2 separate regions of the Mus musculus genome follow, and region 1 is linked to region 2. Evidence: chromatin loops called from intact Hi-C (ENCODE). Cell type or tissue: heart. All regions are shown on one strand. Links, peaks and the distances in the headings refer to the core of each region. The heading gives the core; the rest is flanking DNA. Region 1 overlaps Sorbs1 (sorbin and SH3 domain containing 1). Region 2 overlaps Pdlim1 (PDZ and LIM domain 1 (elfin)).

What was found. Hi-C counts contacts between places; a loop is a spot of excess contacts. Peaks named below come from ENCODE experiments on the same cell type or tissue, not always from the same donor. Only the 100,000 strongest peaks of a DNase experiment are listed, where the experiment ranks them.
Region 1: it touches region 2 in a loop (2.1-fold over the local background); 3 of 42 quality-filtered maps call a loop at or near these places.

What each region holds. Positions count from the first base shown.
Region 1 is chr19:40,306,146-40,309,059 of GRCm38, forward strand. All of the region lies in intron 26 of Sorbs1 (sorbin and SH3 domain containing 1), which reads right to left. Among named protein-coding and RNA genes, the nearest start is that of A930028N01Rik, 11 kb to the left of the region's middle. In heart, for the core only: no CTCF peak of the experiment used is centred there; a DNase peak (open chromatin) is centred at 1,596; H3K27ac peaks cover 891 bases.
Region 2 is chr19:40,248,020-40,250,933 of GRCm38, forward strand. Pdlim1 (PDZ and LIM domain 1 (elfin)) reads right to left here. Exons shown (of 7, transcript NM_016861.4): 3 at 1,600-1,684. Among named protein-coding and RNA genes, the nearest start is that of Gm41845, 22 kb to the right of the region's middle. In heart, for the core only: no CTCF peak of the experiment used is centred there; a DNase peak (open chromatin) is centred at 1,492; H3K4me3 peaks cover 313 bases; H3K27ac peaks cover 972 bases.

The DNA of each region.
Region 1 (2,914 bases), core at 285-2,784, 58 kb after region 2:
TCCTACCTTCCGGCCTTTGACTAGCAAGTACAATCTGCTGTATCTATGGGAAAACTCCCTAATACTTAAACTACACACACACACACACACACACACACACACACACACACACACACTCACTCACTCACACACTCACACACACTCACTCACACACACTCATACACACTCATACACACATTCACACACAAACACACACACACACACACACATTCACACATAAGCACATAAGCACACACGCACACTCACACACACACTCTCACACACAAACACACACACTCACACACACACTCACTCACACACTCATACACACTCATATACACATTCACACACAAACACACACTCACACACACACTCACTCACACACACACACACACTCATACACACATTCACTCACACTTACACACACTCACATACACAAACACACACACACACACAATATGCTACTTTGAATCACCTTTCTCCTCCTATGCTTATTATGTCTTCCCATCTTGAACTTCCAGGATAGACTGTTGTCTCTCTTTTGCATTATAATTACATGAGAACAGGGCTGGTTCCCCAGTCAATATCATAAACTCTTCTAGGTCTGCTCAGATTTTTTTTTTAACCTTTTCTTTCCCTCAACAAGTATTTACTGAGCACATTCCATAGATTAGGTCATGACCCTTGACCGCTGGGCCTTAATGCCCTACAGGGACACAGGCCTGCAAAAGGGCAAATGCATGAGAGCTTGCTCCCAGGGTCAGGCTCAGAGCTCTTCATCCAGTTGTGCAGGGTTCGGGGAAGTAGCCAGAGAAGGCTGCCTAGGAAATGTAGCATCTAGGAAGCCATGAAGGACAAACTAGGAGCATGTGCACACACAGTAGCTGGAGAAACTTTAGAAGAGGCTGCCTTGATATCTAAAAGAGCATCTCACTAGGGAGTCTTCCAAGCCCAGGGGAAGGACTTTCCCGAGAGGCAGAGGAAGCCTGCAGTGATGTCCAAGCCTTTTGGCTCCCGGGTCACTTAATACACTGCTGGACACCAGATATTCAGAAGGATCACAACGTCTTGGACTGCATTCTCACCTAACATTCCGTTTACTGGTCAGATGTGCAACCAAGTTCCTCGTCCCAACAGAAGGACAAACAGAACGTGGGGCTCATCAAGAAGAGTGGCTGGCAAGTTTCTTGACACTGGAATGCATTTACCCAGACAAGTGACACAGCCTGAGGTCACATCCTGACAGGGCTACTAGAACAGTTGATGAAGTAAGTCCTTCTCGTCCTTAGCTTGCCTGTCAGCCAAACAGATCTCAAGAAGAGGGAGGGAGTCCTTTATAAAGGACCCATCCCCAGAGCTGTCCTGCTGAAGTGAGCGGCTGAGAAGGCTTGTGTATGCAGCTACCCTTCCAGACACCCCCAGTTCTCAAACGCAGCTAACCAGACCATGGCCTCTACATATCCATGGGGAAATGGCTTGTGCCAGGAAAGGAGGAGGAAGGGAGGGGACAGGAAGTGATACACCTGCTGTCCAGAGACTCACCAGGAAAGGAAAGCTAACCCTCAACAAACCTGGCCTTTCAATCAGCACAGTCTCTGGTACTGCCAGCTCCTCCTACCCTTGGCAGGAAGCAGGAAGCATGTACCTTGAACCTCACTGGTGCTTCGGTACTGGGCTGTGCGCACTTCCTGTACACGCTGAATCCTGGAACAGGACTGAAGTGATGACTCACACCTGGCAATCAGGAGGGCTCCTGATTTAGGCTGATCTGTGAACCGCGCCTCTGTCAGACATTTCTTCCTTTTCAACCGGCAACTCCACTACCTCTTCCGGTGAACTATTTTTTCCCTCTCAATGTGATGGACACTTTGGTTTAGAGTACACCTGTCCCAGAGCCCTGCACTGGGAGAGAGAGCAACTACATACAGTAGTCAGAGCAGGAATCCCCGTCTAATGGACACTGAACATATGCCAAGTACCGTACTGACATCCACTGTTCTATTGATCAGCACAGTGGCCCTTCCAGGGAGGGGTGTACTGTTTGTTTTCACCCCTACTTTACATATGAGTGGTTAGGGCCTGTGGGGGGGTTGGGGGGGAAATGTTCAGTGCTTGCTAACTTTATGTAGTCTAAACCCAATTCCACATAAATTACTACACACTTGATTACCCTCAGTGATCTCTACTCCACACCAAACACACAGGCCTGTGGAGGTCCAGCGTGCCTCTGTGCTCATGTTACTGGCCAGGTGACACAACTGTGTCAGCCACTGTCACTGGGTATGGGCTCCCTAAGAAAGGGATTTAACAACCTCTGGTCCATAGACCAGTAATAGCAGCTCCTTGAACCATTCATCAAAAAACCAACAGAGCTACAAGAGGAAACAGGAGCAACCGCCTGAGAGAGGAGCACAGCCCAGGGAGGCACTGTATATAACAGATGACAGCCAACTGGGAGATGGCTTCAGAAAAAAACACTCGATTCTATTGAGGTTCTATAATGTCCCTGGTCCTAGAAGCAGTTTTAGATCACCCAAGATGGCGGTTCTATCTTCCCTTACAAAGTGTTTGTAATTAACACCTGCCCGCATTATTTCAAGGAATTTCCTGGACCATGCTACAAGGGAAGTTATCTTTTCAGGAAACTGAGTCTCTGAGAGGGTGAACAATTCCCATCACAGCACTCAGCTGGAGTTGGTACTCAAATCTGGTTACTATGGAAAAGTTGCCCAAAGTCTTTGAATTTCTGGATACTAAATTACATAAACAAAACCGGATAATGATCTGTCTAGTTATCAAATTAATGTCCCTTCAAAATACGCTAAGTCCACCTTAATTTATATGCTGAAATCTTTGTAGTTCACTTAGAGAGAAAAACTATAACTCAAAACCTAGGACACCAATTTAGTGACCTCAACCACACCAGAAGCCCCTG
Region 2 (2,914 bases), core at 119-2,618:
GTACACAGAATAATATGTTCATGTCAACTTCAACATGCCAGGTGCAAAATGATCCCTAAAAGAATGTAGCATGTTAGTATGATGGCTACTGCAAATAGGAAAAATTATAACCACATTTCTGAAATTTTAACGAGACGCCTTTAAGAAAGTAAGGCTTATAATCAACCATTCCATTTATACATACTATGGAATCATATGGATTCAATTTCATATCATTTCTATGCTATATATAACTATGTGTTATCTTTTCATTACTATTTCTATGTAAAAAAAAAAAAAAAAACCTAAAGAGTGTCTCAAACTTTAAAAAGAAAAATTTAATTTCAAATCTTCTGGGGTTAAATATATAATAATCACAACCCCACTTTGAAAATTGCAAAAATAGTTATCCATTTACTTACTTATTTGTGTTCTTCTTGTTGTTTTACGTATGTGTGCATCTGTGTCTGGATGCGTGTGTGTGTGTGTGTGTGTGTGTGTGTGTGTGTGTGTGTGTGTGTGTGTACTTGTGAGTGCGTGCACTTGTGTGTGTGTATGTGTGTGTGTGTACTTGTGAGTGCGTGCACTTGTGTGTGGAGACTGGAGGTTGATGTGTGATACCTTCCTCAATCCACATTTTTAGACACAGGGTCTTTCAGTGAACCCGAAACTCAGCCTTCTAGCTAAACTGGCAAACCAGTTCGCATTGATGGGACTGCAGATGGGCACAGTCATGCCCAGCTTTCACACATGGGTGCTGGAAGTTCAAACTCAGGTCCTTGTGCTTAGTGTGAACGCACTTTACCCATAAGCCACTTCCTCAGCCACACTTACTCTTAATAATTCATTCATTCATCCAACAGAGAACATAGTTTGTAGTGAGCAACACGGGCATTTTTACCAACGTGTTCTAAATATTTCTGTACTTATTTCAAAATATACCCACACAGTATAGATATTTTAGAAGACACAACTAAGGGAGATAAAAACACCTATCAGCTATCTACCAAGAGATTCATTTGTAAATACAGAATCTCGGGACAATCTACTGTTGTAGAAAATTCTACTCGGCCAACGAACAATGCAGGGACTCCTTCCTTTATTTCTCCAAGATCAACTGTCATCTCATTTAACTAATTTTTAAGGTCTTTCTTCAAGTTTCACTGTAATGAAAACATATTTCCACCTCAGGACTCACAGGACTATTAAATCCCTGTGTTTCTTTTTTCACTCCGTTTCAGGCCTAAAGGTATCCTCGCCTTGGGGAAGATTCTTCTGTGTCTAATACATAAGAGCAGAGTTAGCTCTCAGGTTTCAGTAGAGTCCTACCAATTCTCTTTGCAGGAAGCCTTCTGTCCCCTTCTCCCACTGCCAGCCTTCCCACTCCTTCTTACTCCGTTGCCGGCCATGTCCCTGCCCTGGGGTTTTCCAGCCCTTTCCTCTGGCGGCTTCCCTTACGGGAAGAAATGAACTTAAGCCAGATCCCAGCAATGACAGTGGAGGCCTCTCCTGACCACTTTATCCCCAGACCTCCAGTGCAGGAAAAACAGAGGCGAGCTGAACAATACCCAAGCAGGAAAGCAGCTGGCAGCGGAGTGGCAAAGATAAGCAAGCACTTACTTGGGGTTCCGACGCTAAATTCATCTTGTAGGGATGACGTTTCCCCTCCTCGGTCACTAGAGGAGACCAAATCTTCTGTTCAGACCTGCAACAGATGAACAAAGCTGTTGTTCCCCCTCTGTCGTTTCATCTCATTCTGCTTTGCAGTGCTGATGCTCCAACTCAACATCTCACAAACGTCAGTCAAGCAAGGGCTCCACTACTGGGCAGTGTCCCCAGCCTAAAGCTGCTGTCTCATTCATGTTAAATAAAGGATCCAGCTCAACCTCTGTCTCTACAAGTTCTGCTTAGATTCAGTCAACTTCAGACAAGCTCTGCATCTGTACTGAACATGTACAGACTTTCCCCCTTGTCTTATGGTATAGCAGTCATGGGCATAGCATTTACATTGCAGTAGACATTATAGGCAATCTATTATAGGCAATCTAGAGATGACTTAAAAGACTGCAGGAAGATATACATAGAGTATGTGCAAGTACTACACTGCTTTGTACAGAAGGGACTTGGGTTAGCCGCAGATTTTGATATCCAAAACAATTCTGGGGCCCAACCCCCATGGACACCAAGAAACAACTTTACACGTAAAAAACAAATAAGGAAAAACATCCCCTTTGCCTTAACTTCTACCTTCTGAACTTGAAACCTGCCATCAGACCTATCTCCTATTTATCAATTAGGTGGCATCCATGTTAGATGGTTCTTACACAGCCTGAAGGGATTTTCCAAGCCAAGCCCCAGGCTCCTCTGAGTTGCTATGCCTGCCTCATACTGCCACCTCAATTCAAGGTGAGATAGACTTCAATTCTATCCTGGTTCAGTGTTCCTAGCTGGAGAGAAAACATCTTGTGTGTTGTATGGATGCATCACCTGTCACCTGTGGCCTACGGCTTAGGCAGGAAATAGAATGTGGGACATCAAGAGGAGAAAAAAATTCTGGGAGAGAAGGAGGCAGGGAGGTTTGCTGGGAAGATGTAACAACTGAATTCATTGCATCTGAGCACAGCCATGTGGCAGAATGTAAGCTAGAATACATGGAATATTTTAAGTTATATCTAATCAAAAAGGAGCCTAGCTTTATGGCCAGGTATTTGTAAATATATTTTGAATCTAGATCTTGTTTCTGGGAACATGGGATTAGGAGGAAAAAAACAGGGCCTAACTTGAACACCTAGCCTAGACCATATCACCAATGTATTCATGAATCAGTTCCAGGTTTTATTAGCATGGGGCTTTTTTATCTCTTGAAGGTAGAGAATATTTATACTTTGTGTTTGTCACAGTAAATGGTAACAGACAATTATAAGACACGCCTATA